Linked DNA regions of Mus musculus: region 2 is linked to region 1. The links are chromatin loops, found by intact Hi-C in ENCODE. Cell type or tissue: gastrocnemius. All regions are shown on one strand.

Region 1 (8,000 bases):
CGAATAGCGAAGCTACTACAACCAAGTAGCAGATGAGGAGCTCAAAGTCCTAGCAGATGAGGAACCGCACTAAAGACACAGGGTGCAGAATCTCTGGATATCGTGTTCCTGAAAGACACCGCCATTTTTAAATGTTTCCTATCTTGATCCATGGAGGAGATTTATTGCAGAATCTTTAATTCTGTATATGGATATAGAATAGGATGCATCCGTTTAGAAATATGGGACATAATTGACCATCTCCATCACTGAAAATGGAAAGTCTGTGTAAGAAGCTGAACTACACAATGTAGTTTTAAGAGACGGCGATAAACTGGGAAGTTACTTTGTGGACACTTTAGTTTTGCTTTCTATAGGGAACTGTTGAATTATATTTTCCTGTGCTGTTTCCTTCAGCTCATGGGGTGAAAAGTCAGCATTATAAATCACTACTGCCTCCTAAAATAATAACTCATTAATCAGAAAAACAGTAAAACACATTCTTGGGTGAAACCACAGAGTTCTGATGTGGAGTCGCATGTTGCACAGGGGCTCAGGAGGAAAGCAGTAGAGAGTAATCATGTCCCCTTGCAGATGTTTATACTCACTGGGACAATACTGACAGAACTTTTAAGTATGATGTTTACAGCTTAAAGTTCAGGCAAAACAAATACTAGATTTTAACTTCTAAATGATCATCATATATGCTCCTGTATCCATTTCTAAGAATATCTGACCTCTGAGACACAGACTGGTGTATACAAAGCTACATACATTTCCAGTAAGTATTAAAGCATTAACATGTTTTTGATTCACTCATTGGATTTGTTCAAACACAGCAGAGTCTTAGTAAGTAAAGGGGTTCGTTCTTTTAGATGATGCCTGAAAGATCACAAGCCGGCAATCATTCTCCTGTATAATAGATATACATGGTGCTGTTGTAAATGGGAAATTTAATACAACCTGTAGTGTTTAGTATAAATTATTGGTTGTGTATGTAGGTTTATGGCTGTGGTGCATGAAGAGTCTGGATAATTCTTGTTAGTATCATACATGTGTCTTTCATAGAAAGAAAAGTAAACATACTTCCCAATAATAAGGTCATTAAAAGTTACCACGTTATGAACATGAAAAAAATATGAATACATGCTATAAGGACTTTGGGGAAGCTGGACTGTGCTGAGACATGTAGAAACAAGTGAAAAGATTGAAGAAACTTCTCAAGTGTGTGCTTTAGTATGACACAAATGTTTGGATAGCTATGGTAAAGCTAAATGAAACTGTTTCCAAAAATCAGGTGATTCCGAGCCAATGGGGTATTGTTAGTACATTCATTCAGTCTTATGTATTCTACGTGTGTTTTACATTGTCATCTTTCCCCAGAACACACTGAAGCTACTTAAAATTATCTGATTAGTGGTGATCAAGTTTGTACTTTCAGATGAACACTAAAAATAGTTCTTTTTCAGGAAATTAAGACCAAATAAGAAGTGTCTTCTGTTTTGACCATTTAAAAGAGAGTGGACAAAGCATAGAAGAATGCTACCAGTATAACCATACAGGGCATAAACCATGCAAAATGCTCCCACGCAGAGTACTCCCACTCAGAGTGCTCCCATGCAGAGTACTCCCACTCAGAGTGCTCCCATGCAGAAGGCCCCTTTCAAAGGTTCCCACTCAGAGTGCATCCATGCAGTATCTGTGTTTCTGTATAGTGAGTAATGATGCACAGATGAAACTCATTTTGAGGAACAGTGGCATTTGTCCACGTTAAAATGTTACTGCAGGACCTGCAGCCTCCATTGTGGTCCTTTATGTAGCTCAAAGGTAACGAAGTCTCTAAATGAAGTGATGGGTTCCCCTGATGAGGTGGGCCATGCCTCACAAGGCAATTAATCAGGAGGATGCTAATTAAAAGTCTTATGTCCACATGTTAGACAACCTCAACCAAAGTCATGTGTGACAAATTTAGGTTTCTGCTGACTAAACTGACCACTTGAGTTTCTATAGCTATGCCTAGAAACACAGATCTTTAAAAACAACCAAAACAAAACACTATCACATGGAGCATGGTGTAGATAGCTCATTCCTAGTAAATGTGCTAGAGTCATCAAAGAAACTATTTTAAAAATTATTTTGTGAAAATGTTGTTACAATATTCAGAAATAGCAATTCTTTTGTGTTTTTAATCATGAAAAATCCATTATTTATTTTTAAATAATTAATGTAATTAAAATCTAATGTACTCTAGCCCCTATAAGAATTCGCTATTTGAGAAGCACATAATTCTTATGCACTTACATCAAAAAGAAAATTTATTAAGGAAGTAAGTTGACTTCATATTGTACTATTTTACCTAGGAACTGTTGTTAGGAGTTTTTCCAAAGCAAAGGATAATTAATTGCATTTGGTAAAACAATTTTTACTCCTGAGAGTGAATATGCCACTACTGCAGCTAAAAAACTAATTCTGCTATATTTATACAAATCATTTATCAAAGGTAAATAATAATGTTTTAGTGAGTTTTGCTGTGCGTCAGATTTTTACAAGTGCAAAGTGTGAGTTTGAAGTGAGCAACCTATGCCTGTCATCCACACATGGAATTAAGTGCTTTCATGAGCCTGTAGTATTTCTTATAGTATTTCATAATGTCTTTCCCCAAGAGAGTCAAATTACATCAGAGTCGGCCAAAATTTTATCTCTCCACAAAGCCTGATTCTTGTTATGTCTTGGTGGGTTTGAACTCCTGTGGGAACTTGTCCGACTAGTGGTGTTCCTGAGAATCTGAAGACAGACTGCTGAGAGAAGAAAGAGTAGGGACTGGCAAACAGGAAGGTGGGACTTCAATGTAACAAATGTAGAAATGCCTGGTTTAAGAAAGGTGGAGTGGGCTCTGGCCATAAGCAGGCTGGGGGGAGGGGGGCCTAGTTTCTCAGTTCTAAGGGAGCTCTCCTTCCATGCTCAGGAGTGTTCCTGTTTGAATGAAAAGTATATATGGACCAGTAGTAAATCAAGACCAAGAATTAACGTGTGAACGGTTCATTTGAGACACAGAAATACCCTTTCCAAGAAAGATTTAAAATAATTCTATTTCTGGAACAGAGTTAGGTCACATTGAAAATGATGCTTTCTCCTCTCATGGCAGCAATTTATACTGGGCATGATATGAAATGCTTCATGTTTTCGAATACTAATCTTGATTGTGAAAATGAAAGTTTTTTTAATTTAAATTTGCATTTGACATCTTGACCCATGGGTCATTTTGTAAATGACTAATATATCTAAAAAACAAATTAATCACTCAATTCAGAGGCGACAGATAATTTTAATGTTTTTCAATACTAGGAGACACTGCTATTCACCCTACTGTCAGTATAATTTGGGAAATTATGTGTCTTTAGAAATTTATGATTTATCCTATTTTCTTCACACTTTCATTCATTTTATTTACTACCACCCCGTTCTCTAGAATATAAGTATTTATAACTATAAAATGATTGGTAATACACATAATGCATAAATTAAAGAGTAACATGATGCACTTTTGAATGAGACTCTGAAGACCTGTGGGAAGATACGGAGTTTTGTGGTAGTTGAGGCATTAGATATCTGCAGTCTTCTCCTGCCACCTAGTGTTAACTGTTCTCAAATCATAAAACCTGACTTGTTGGCGGGAGTCAAAGTCCTATTCCTTTTTCACTCTCAACTAGAAAAGATATGATGTGCTCTCGCTCGCTCGCTCGCTTGCTCGCTCTCTCTTTCTCGCTGTGTATGTGTGTGTGTGTGCTCAAATACGCACACGTGCACACATACACACACCAAATGCCCAATGTAGGACTTCTAAACAGCTGATGAGGACTACAAATCAGATTTTCAACAATTCCTAACACACTGGTAAATGTCCCTCACCTTCTAACAAGCCAACTTCTTTTAAGTTTGCAAAGTATTCATTCAAAACAATGTGACCAAAACTTAAACCTGAGTTAACCTTTCCCAAAGACTGTATTTCGTGCATATTCATTATCTCCAGGATCCAGCTCTTCAAAAGTTTAATCACCAGAAAGAAGTTTCTGAATAGTCACCCACTGAGCACAAATCAATTGATCGTCTACCAGGTTAAACAGTCAGACTGCAACTAGAATACAAAATTTGCCAAAAGAATCATTCTCTCCTCTTGAGATTTTGCTTAAAACATTCTTATTCTTTGGAACCTTTGAAATATTTACACATATATCTGATATAAACTGATCATATCTCCCCCTAACTCCATTCTTCCCACTTCAAGTCTCCCCTCTCCTTTCTCTCTCTTTTAATAACTTATTGAGTCTAATTAGTGCTGCTCATATGCACATGTCTAAAAGGGACATCTTTGGGATATGGGAATCTATCAGTGTCCTTACTCCTAAAGAAAAGTCGCTCTCTCCCGGCAAGCATCTACAGTCAATAGTGTCTCATCCAGGTGTGGGGGGTGTGGTCTTTCTCTTCTACCATGGTGGAATGATGACTGGCTTGATCTGGTGCAGGTCTTGTAACCATAGCTTCTGTGCGCTCATTGTGACAGCCATGTCATGTCCAGGGGACAGGATTTCATACAGCTTCTCCAGTCCTCTAACTTAGTCCATGTTTCCTCTCCTCTCCCTTGACATCCCCTGAACTTTGGCCAGTAGTGGGGGAAGTGTCCAATATATACGGGGTGAGGTGAATTCCTGCATTGATGTGTATTGTTGATATGGATACCACCGGGTTAAAGACCTCGATGCATGAGATCCACGGGAAGGGCAAAGCCTTTCCCAAGTCACACTCAGGGAAACGATAAAGCTTTCCCCCGGTGAGTGTGCTGTCATCCACGGTGTATTACAAAGTCTGAGGGAATGTTGAAAACTATTTCACTACCTACTCATCATCTTCCTGGGGTGTCTTACCACCACCCTCCCCCATGGTCAATGACTGATCGTCTTCCAAAGAGCATTATTGTTCTCCTCTTTGTCTATGAATCCAAATGGCTCCAAACCGTGAGAAAATAGAGCGTCTCAACCACACACACAGGAGGCCAGAGCCTCTGAGTTTAATAAACGTTCCCCCTTGACCATGGAGCTTTCTTGGATTTTTTTATTTATGATAAACATATGGAAGGAATTTTGACACAGCATACTATTTGGAACTAATTTCTGTGTCTTGCCTTTTTATATTCCCTATAAAACTAAGGCTGTTGGTGTTTGTTAAGAACCAATGGGGAGCATTTAGTCCCTATCGTTCACTTTAATAGAATGATTGTAAATTTTGATCACTAAGCTTTCTTACTCATGATTTTGGCACATTTGTATCATCATATGCTGATTTATATTTTGCTGGGGGATTATTCATGAAAATGTTAAATTTCATAAAAATATATTCATTCATTGAAACTAATGTTTAAACTTACTTTTTAAATATTTTTTCACTATATTAAGTAAGTAACAAATATTATTTAAGTAACAAAACTATTATTTGGTAAACATCTGCTACATTCTCTTTCTCTTTCTCTCTCTCCCCCCCCCACCCCCTCTCTCTCTCTCTCTCTCTCTCCTCATTCACCTTTTTTATCCATCTTCCACTTTCTGCCCTGGTATCCTTTTATAAAATAAACTACTAGAAACCAATCTATCCCAGTCGCTCTTTTTCAGTGTTCTGAGTAACACTGTCTAGGAAAGTGACTGTGTATGAATCATTCAAGGACTACTCCTGAGTAGGAGTAGTGGGAAGATAAGGGATTTTATGCAGCAGAGAGGATGCAGGAAACACAGGTGTTCCTCTGAGTTCAAATCAAGGAGTCTAGAAAGAATGGAATCCCCAAAGAGTATGAAAATAAAAACAAACACCAACTTCATAAAAGTAACATAAAATAAGAACCACTGGTAGAAAAATCAGCGCCCTCTAAATAAGTGCCAGAATTAGCAACATTTTCTTCTTTCTTCTGTTGTGCAAATGGACCCAGTGCTACCTAAACAGTTTGAGCTGGAAGCATTTATACAGTGTATAATTTTATAATTGGTATTTAATATGTTTAGTTTTATACAATAATTGACGTAATTGTTGACGGAAATGTAGAAAGCTTCAGGTTTTTTTTTTTTAGTTTATGTGTGCATGTGTATCTGTGCATGCATGAGTGAGTGAGTGTGTGTGTGTGTGTGTGTGTGTATGTGTGTGTGTGTGTGTGTGTGTGTGTGTGTGTGTGTGTGAAGTGAGGGCAGGTGCCTGTGGAGCCCAGAAGAAGACAGCAGAGCACTGGAACTGGAATCACAGATGGCTGTTACCTACCCAAGGAAAGTGCTGTCCTAGGAATTCATGTCCTATGGATAAGAAGTAGCTACTCTCAACTACGCATTCATCTCTTCTGCCTTTTCATGGTTTCTTAAGGCGTTGTGTCCTATCCTCTTTGACAAGTAAAAATAAAATCACACTGTACGATTGCACTTTCCTAACTGAACGAGATTATCAACAAGTTCTACATAAGGAAGCAAGTGCAGAGTGGCGCAGGGGACAGTAAGGGGGACAGTCAACATGATTGCTCAGGATGAAAGATTTTATTTCTCACATTGTTAAAAATTAAAATCATTCGAAAAGGTTTAGACTGTCAAGGGTATGTAATGTTTGTGATCATAACTGGCGAAAATATATCTTCTAATAGATGGTCACCAATGGAAACAAGACACTGGTTTGTAGAAGAATAAAAATCACAGTAGAAGCACCGTATAGGAATATTTAGTGAAACTAATGTAAAAATTTAATGTGCTTATATCTTAGCACTAATTAATGCTTTCATATACAACTTTCACGAAGGGCGCCTTTCTTCTCTGAATCTTAACTACTCCTTTTGACTTGTTTTTGATGAGACCTACGATAAAAAAAAATAATAGTAAGAAGAGAATACATAAAAATTTGTCTAAAATTCCCTAAATTAATTTGTCTCCATATTTTTGTAAAATAACCTATTTTGTATATGTACATATATTTATTTAATGTATTCACTTGACATTTAAATCTCAGTCCCTCCTCCCTCCTTTCTTCTCAGTCCCACCCTAAGAAAGTCATTTTGCATGTATTATAGTCACCAAGCCTGGGTAAGTATAGTACAATTCAGGTAAAAATGCATGATCGCCTTCATAAAAGGATAGATGTGGAATAAACATTTGGTTATTCAAGTAATATTTTATTTAATTTCTATGTTCTTTTTATTGTATTATATCATTATTATACTTGGGGGGAGCAGAAGGACATTAAGGTTTTGTGTATTAAAAGAGAACTTTCAACCACACATGGAGGCTCCTGCTTTGATCCCAGCACTCGGGAGGCAGAGACAAGCAGATCTCTAAGTTTGAGGCCGGTCTGGTCTTCAGAGTGAGTTCCAGGACAGCCAGAGCTACAAAGAGAAACTCTAACTCAAATTTCTTAAAAATAAATTCTTAGGTCTTAAATGTTTAAGAAAGAAGCTTGAGGCAGAGAGCTGGCTCAGCTATTACGAGTGTGCACTGCCCTGGCACAGGGCTGACTTCACTTCCCAGCGTTTACCTTAGGAGCCTCATAGAGCCCTGTCACTCCAGGTCCAGGGACCTGATACCCGACTTGGACTCAGCAAACACCTGCACACACAGAGCACCCATATACAGATGCACACACATACACATAAATAAAAAAGTAAAAAATCTTTTAAAAAAATTAAAAATTTTGAACCTGTTGTAAATGGATAATTTGTAAAAAAAAAAAAAATGCAGAACAGTTATAGCTAGCATACCTACCAGCATTATCTAAGTTTAGTTGGTGGGAGAATAGTCATTAAGTCATTATATTACTTCCTATAAGTAAGGAAATATTTATTTCATAAGTATTTCATGATTTTAGCATAATTATCATTCCAAATATCAGTGATTTAATGGGAAGCATGTCTTTCGTACCTGTTTTACATGATCTCAGACATCTCCTTCTGGTAGTAAAATTATTATTATTTCCCCCACATCCAGTGTAGTTAAATCGGTGGCATTTCC
Region 2 (8,000 bases), 160 kb before region 1:
TCGTTTGTGCAAGCCAAGAGTTTATGAAAGTTGAAGGCTATATTAATGACAATGGACTTTCTTAGTTTCTATAAAATTAAACAGTGTAGATTTGAAGCCCATAAAGCAGTGCAGTAAATTGAATGGTGGTCCTGCGAAGGAAAAGCCTACTTGGATTTTATTCAGAAGAATCCCAAACTGGGATTCCATGCGTTATCATGGGCATCAAACCCAATGACAAGCGACTTGTATGACATGAGAAGGGAACAGCATGCACAGAAGTCCATGTGAAAACAGACACTGGAATTTGCAGCCTCAAGCCAAGACCATTCAGAACTCCCTAGTGAGGAAGGATTTCCTTTAAGAGCTTGCAAAGGGAATGCAATCCTACCAACACATTCATTTTGGATTCCTGATCTTCAGAACTATAAAAGACAAAACTTCTGCTATTTTAAGCTGCCAAGTCGTGGTAATTTATCATGGTACACTTAGAAAGAAACCAATACAGCTGATTCATGTCTGTGACCTGTAACACATCTTAGGCTGGTGATCATATTGTAAAACATGCATCATTAAGTTTAAGCCAAAAGCAGTGTAGAACAGTCAAGTAGACTGGGGGTGGGGGGTCAGGGGTAAGTATGTGCATGAGTGTGCAGGTCAGGGGTCGATATCAGGATTCTTCCTGTATTGTTCTCTACTTTAAGTTTTGAGCAAGAATTTTTTTCACTAAACATGGAGCCCATTGTTTGTACTAGAATGGTTGTCCAGTAAATCCTTGGAATCATTTTGTCTCTATCCCAACCCAGCATGGGGTAGGAGGAAAATGTAGCCATGCCTAGCTTTTAAATGGATGCCAGAATTCCTAACTCAAATTCTCATTCTTGAGTACTAATCCCTGTACCCACTGAGAGATCTCTTCAGGCCACAAAGATTGTCATTCTAGGTGCCTTGTACCCAGAATAAAGGTTTTCTAAAATAGGTGTTTATTATAGGGATAGAGAAAATGCAATCAGTTTCCTGTTGCTTCTGTAACAGATTGCCACATTAGTGGGTTAGAACCACATAAATTTAGTACTTTACAGCTCAAGGGGTCAGAAGTTTGAACTGAGTCTCATTGGCTGAAATTGAGAAATCAGTATTGCTGAATACCTCCTGATGTTCCCTAGGGGAAATTTTACCATGCCTTCCCAAGTGCTAGAAGCTGCTCACATTATTTGAACTGAGACCAGTGGCCATTTGAGTTTTTCTCACATTGTGTCATTTTTAGGTTGACTCTGCTTCTTTTTTTGGTATTAAAGGAAACATACTTTTACAAACTATGATGGAATGAGAATCTCTTTGTATCAAGGATACTAAATTAGCAAACTAATGTCACCTACAACGTTAATTTTCCCTTGATGCGATTTTACAAAGACTAGAATGTGGAACTCTCTGCGGGACCTTTATTCTGATGGTGTTGCTGTGAAACTCTTATATTAATGAACTCACTAGAACAAGTAAGCCCAAGACCACACACTCTCACAGGAAGCACACACACCCAGCTCTGTTCCCAAGATGACCTAACCCCTCCTGATTCATACACCAGGATCCCCAAAGACCTGTGGTAGTATACACATCTGCCACCTAGGCTTGAAATAGCCATTGTTCCCACTAAATACTTTGATAAAAAACTGACATTAAAAATGAGTTATAATTCCAAAATGCAATTGCATATACTTTATATTACTTTTCAAAGTGTGTAATTCATGCTTTCCTGTTGGAACTAATTAATGCATTTCACTTAAAAGTGGGTCCATGGTAGGCTTTTTGATTTACCTTAATTCAGTTCTTCTCTTCAAAGAAATAGAAAACCAATATATTCTGGATTTAATCATTACTGCTTTATTGTTTATTACCTCTGAGGAAAGAAATAATTAGTGAACATTTTGACTAATTTTTTCCTTTCAGATATGAAACAAAAATTAAAAGATCTAATCAGTGAACTTGTAAAAGTAAGATAAAATGTCTGAAGATTAGAAAAATAGAATCATTTTTAATTTCCCCCACTATTAAAGTTTTACTATTGTTTAAGGTAGAAAGTGGTCTGACTTTGACATTTTCAACTTTAGTAAACACTGAAGACCTGATATGTGTGAAAACCATGTACGTCTGAACAACTGCTGGGAGTTTTCTCCCTGTGTAATCATCAGGATTTGCTGAAACACAGCTGCACTTCAACACGTGATGGAATGGCAATGAATGACCCTCCCTCCCACCCTCCCCGTGCTCTGGGGAGAAGCCATACAATAAATCTTAGCACTGGACAGCTTATCCATTAAATTGAAGAGGCAAACATTTGTAATTGCTTGAGAACTGTTTCCTCTCACCTGTCCCTGTCACTCCCCATCACCCCAGAACTATAAAAAAAAAAAAGAAAATTACTGGAATTTCTCAATGGTGTGGATTGGAGACAAAACAACGGTGACAAACCTTAGATATTCAATTACTGCTGTGTGCTGGCAAACTATCCCATGTACCAAGAACATGGCAGAGCTAATTCTCAGTCTCGAATCATAACTTTGAATAATACTGTAAAATAAGTAAAAAATAGTCATTCACGGGCCTTTAGGATAATTTGTCTTGTACACATTAGTGTTATTTTCTAATAAAGTTCATTTTGATACAGTAGATTATATTTTGTTAAGTGAGTCACAAATTACCTTTTGCTCTGCTGTTTAAAAAACAATTTTTATACAATAATTCATGTTGATAAGTCTTTTAATATAATTTCTATTGTTGCAACAAAACACCATGACCAAAAAAGAAGTTGGGGAGGAAAGGGTTTATTTGGCTTACACTTCCAGATCACAATCCATCAATGGAGGAAGTCAGAACAGGAACTCAAGCAGAGCTGGAACAGGAAGCCAGAGCTGATACAGGGGCCATAGAGGGTGCTGCTTACTTGCTTGCTTCTCCCGGCTTGCTCAGCTAGCCTTCTTATGGAACTAAGGAACACCAGCCCAGGGACGGCAGCATCCACAATGGGCTAGTCCCTCCCACATTGACCACTAATTGAGAAAATGCCTTACAGCTGGATCTCATGGAGGCATTTCTTCAACTGACGATCCTTCCTCTCTGATGACTCTAGCTTGTGTCAAGCTGACACACAAAACCAGCCAGTACAGTGCTTATCGAGAAGGTTTCAGTGAACCTAGTTCCAACTGTTATTACCACATTAATTAATATTTTAGTTAACGAGCTATAATTAGTTTTGACTTACAGGAAGTTAAGTGAGTCAGAGTTCCCACGAACTGCCTTGCTCCCCTGTTTACAAGGACTCTGATCTTTAACAGAAAGTCATATTTCTTAACATTAATAAACCAGAACATCACATTAACTGAAATTAATTAATTTTATTAGGATCCACTATTGTATAACTTTATGTATTTTTGAAAACTGTGGGAAGTTCCATAGTCACCATTATAGTAACTTAAAAACTAGTTTCATTGTCCTACATGTTCCAAATATTCCATATTATCCTCCTCCCCTCCCACCTAATTGCTGTAGGTAGATCTTTCTGTTCTGTAGTTTTGCCTTTTCCTGAGGTTCACATCATTAACTTCATACAGTTTGTATCCTTTTCATACTGGCTTCTTTCACTCAGCAAATGACAGGGTTCATCCATATTTTAGTGGCTTTTGCTATTGCTGAGAAATATTCCTTTGCCTGCATGTACCACAATTTGATTACCCATTAACTTGGGTTTTTGAGGGGTGCATGCATATGTTTGTGTATGAGCACAAATCTCAGGGGTCATTTATCCTCAGGCACAATACTTCTTGTCCTTTGAGGCAGGATCTGTCACTGGCCTGCAGCTTGCTAATCACACCAGACAGGTTGCCTAGGGAGCCAAGGGACTCTGCCTAGCTCCATCTATTTCTGCATCACAGGCCCTAGAGATTTCAAATGATTACCAAATACAGAGATTTTGCTTGCTCACTTGTTTGATTTTTTTATAAATGTATTTTTATTATTTAAATGTTTCACATAATATATTTTGATCATACTTACCTTCTCTCAACTCTTCCCAGATCCTCTCATCTCCAAACTCAGATAATTTCACGTTCTCTCTCTCTCTCTCTCTCTCTCTCTCTCTCTCTGTTTTTAAAAAATATATAAAAATCAAAATATGAGACTCACACATACAGACAGAGGCCAACAAGGAAAGACAACACAAAAAGCACACAAGAAATGCGGTCTAGTTTACACTGGCCAACTAAATTGATTTTTCACTTTTGTAGAACGTATCAATTGTGACTGCATTCAATTGCAGCTTCTTTGTTAGAGGTGGGATTCTACTTCTCAGTGTTGGGATTTGGTCTGGTTTGGACCTGTGATGTCATGTGTATGTTGTCAGGATTGTCTCTGTGACCTCATTTGTGCATCACTCCTATGTATCGAGATGATGTTGTTTCCTTGTAGCCATCCACCACCGCTGGCTCTTAAAATCTTCTTTCTTCCATGTAGATCCCTAAACTTTAAGGGGCTTTGGATGTCTAAAGACATCCCATTTAGAGCCGAGTTCCAGAGCCTCTCACTCTCTCTACATTGCCCAACTGTGAGTCTCTGTGTAAATTATCTTCTACAGCACGTAGAAGCTTCATTGTTCACCATGTGAATGGCAGCTGAGCCAGTGTTGGTCAGAGAATAGTACTAAGGTAACTTTGGCAGAACGGTAGTCCAACTCTGCTCTGGGACAGCATAGACCAGCTTACCCAGAACTGAAATCCAGGTTACCTGTGTTTTCTGGGCCCAATAGTTCCATTTCTCTTACTTTGTATGCCAATTACTACAGTTTTACCATTTTTTTGTTTTACTTGATGCTTTAAATTTATGCTTTTATTTGTTATAAACATATTGACTATTGGATTCCATTTATTTGCTTTGAATTTTGAACAGATTTTAAAGTAAATGTGCTAATATTAACCAAGAACACTAGTATTAAATACATCTTGAAGTCTGACACTCATATGTGGTAGTCCCATGTTATACTTGTTGGATGAATTCAATGTAAATAATACAGACTTTTTTTTAAAGTTTATTACAAGTGGCTGAATATAATGCTCTCACTGAAAGCTTGAAATGATTCTCTAGGGCAAATCCTTCAGTAGCATAAGACAAAGACTACAGAGCAAAACTGCTAAGCCTACATTTGTATAATGGATCTAGAAATGTAAGAGCTATTGGAATTGGGAATTTCTCAGCTCTGATTTGATCCCAAATCAGAAGTAGAATAAAAGAAAATTAATGAGGATTCACAAGATAAATGTCTGTAGTCAGGGGAAGCAATGAGATGGTGTTTTATAAACTACTCCCTAGAGCAATGAATTCTCTGCTGGCTCCATGACAAGTGCACAATAATTTACCCACATGCACATGTACCCACAGAACAGTCATATATTTACATAAAATAAATTTTAAAAACTACAATGAAGTCAATTAAATTTTTTGCTCTGGGAGTTATAAGTGTAAGTATACAATATTAACTCAAACAAAGTGGAAAAGTCTTGTTGATGCTTTTTTCATAAATTAAATTTATTTTAAGTGATAGTTTTTAAAAAAGTGTACATTAATGGAATGCCATGATGTTTATACATATATGCACTTATACCGTTTATATTAGGCTAAATTTTTCTTTCCTTAAATTTTTCATTTTCTTTCTGGCAAAAACTTTTTAAGACTCTTTTCTTTAGCTTTTTGAGCTATACAATCCATTCCTTTTTATCCATATTGGTCTTACTCTCACCAGATTTTGTTTCCCTCCTACTATAACTTAGTAACATTGGTAAACCTGTTTCTGACTTTCTTTCTCATATGTCTTGCCTCTAATAACTCCCATGCTGCTTTAAAGTTTTCGAAGATCAATGCCTAATATCACACACATTGACAGTCCTGTCTCTCTGTTCCTGATTAGCTCATTTTGCACAATGATTTCCAGTTCCATCCATTTTGCCGCTCATAACAGGATGTTGAGGTTGCTATTATGGCTACATAGTAGTCTATGAAAAAATGCAGTATACTTTCTTTATCTGTATTATTTAATGGACACTTAATTTTTCTCATTTCATTTCTATTATAGTGTTATTAAACATGGGTGAAGCTGTCTCCTCCATTTAATGGTTTCATCTCCTTCAAATACATGCCCTCTTGGTAGGCCACTGGATCATCTGATAGTACGATTATTTAGTTTTTTAAGGAAGCTTCATACAATTTTCTGTAAATGCACTCATGGGCTTTCTCACTAACAGTGTTGGAGTACCCATTTCTCCATCTCCTCAGCAGCACTTGCTGCCAAGAAGTACTGCCCTTCTTAAGTGCAGCTTCATTGAAGTCTCATTTCTCTGGTCATCAGTGGTTAACCTTTGCTTATCCTAAATGAGCTCAGTGACTGCAGAATTCTAAATAACAAGAATCACGTCACGTTTTCTGATGGAAAGGATGAGGATCGTCATGGAAGATCCTTTCTGTGCTTGTGAGTTCAAGCCTATTTCCTGTTCTCTCTTTTATCAGACTCTAGGTATGTGGCTCTTGATCTATTTGAAGTTGGGAGTTGTACAGGGTGATGTTATGGATATATTTTAATTTTTCTACGTGAAATCACCTAGTTTGACCAGCACCATTTGATGAAGATGCTGTCTTCTCTCTAGTGTGTATTTGGGGGGGGGGGGGGCTATGTAAAATATCAGGTAACTACAGATGTTATAGAATCATGTCTGGGTCCTAAGTTGTATTACATGGATCAATGTGTCTGTTTTTATATCCGTGTTGTACTGTTTTAAATACTATAGCTCTGTAATATAACATAAAACCTAAGGTAGTGATCTTTCTAGTAGCTTTAGGTTTTTTTTTTAATTTGGTTGGTTTGTTGCTTCTTGGGTTTTTTTTAAACGATTTCCTGGGTAGTTTTATTTATTTATCTATTTATCTATTTAATTATTTTGCATGTATGTTTTTATATGAATTGAAGTATAAATTTTTTTCAGTTTCTGTGAAGAATTGTGTGGGCATTTTGAAGTAGATCACATTGAATCTGTACATTGCTTTTTGCAGAATGGCTATTTTCATATTAATCCTGTTGATCCATGAGCATGAGATATCACTTGTCATTTGAGGTCTTCTTCAATTTCTTTTTTTTAATGTGTTAATGGTTTTATTATACCTACAGGAATAATTCTATAGGAATGGTGTGAATAAGGGCCTTTTGATTAGCCCTGTGGAAACAGCTTTTCAATCGTTGTAGAGGCTTCCTAAATTATTTGCACATGTAAAAGGAATTTAAATGGAGTTACCATATAATGGGAAAGACTATGTTCCAACTAGATATTTAAGTCCACTTAGTAAAACCTTCAATAGCAGAAATGAGTTACATATTGTTGAAATACTGGCCAAAGGGATCCATCCCACAGTGCTCTTTCCAGACACACACATGCCAACCATCACAGGTTCTGAGTGCCAAGATTGCTCGTTATTTTCTAGTATGGTAAGACCTGTTGTTGGAGACACCACTTACTCAAACTATTGAATATGGAGAAATTAAGCTGGTGCTCAAATGGATGTTTCACTCCTACTGACTAGCATTTATAATGCTAGAAAGTACTTTGTGTGCGACTGGAGGAAGAAAGTAACCATCAAAATCAACCATTTATAAACCCTGGGACCTACAACTGGGACACACGGATCCAAGAGTGGCACAAATGTTAAGGAAGTAACTCACTATTTGTAGATTGGGTTTAAGGTCCACTCTATGAGATATAGCTCAAACCCACTGCTAAAGTGGCCAGGAGCCTGAGACTATGAGATAGGTAATTGGCCCTAGAGAAAAGTACTGCTATGATTCTGCTAACAGAACATAGCTATAAAATAAGTGTTGCTGACATATTGCTAGACCCAGAGATCAGTGTATCACTCAACCTTCATCAAAGAAGCTCATTTTGCAGTAAATGAGAACTAGAACAGAGATGCACAACTGAGAGCACTTGATG

Evidence for each region. Peaks named below come from ENCODE experiments on the same cell type or tissue, not always from the same donor. Only the 100,000 strongest peaks of a DNase experiment are listed, where the experiment ranks them.
Region 2: a loop joins it to region 1, with 4 times the contacts of the local background. A loop is called at or near these places in 11 of 42 quality-filtered maps.

What each region holds. Positions count from the first base shown.
Region 1 is chr2:84,426,332-84,434,331 of GRCm38, forward strand. Tfpi (tissue factor pathway inhibitor) reads right to left here. Exons shown (of 9, transcript NM_011576.1): 8 at 7,911-8,000; 9 at 6,529-6,853. The coding sequence ends at 6,765. Among named protein-coding and RNA genes, the nearest start is that of Calcrl, 5.1 kb to the left of the region's middle. In gastrocnemius, a CTCF peak has its summit at 3,603 (motif pointing left); a DNase peak (open chromatin) is centred at 3,640.
Region 2 is chr2:84,264,110-84,272,109 of GRCm38, forward strand. No RefSeq gene overlaps it. Among named protein-coding and RNA genes, the nearest start is that of Calcrl, 160 kb to the right of the region's middle. In gastrocnemius, no CTCF peak of the experiment used is centred here; no DNase peak of the experiment used is centred here; H3K27ac peaks cover 640 bases.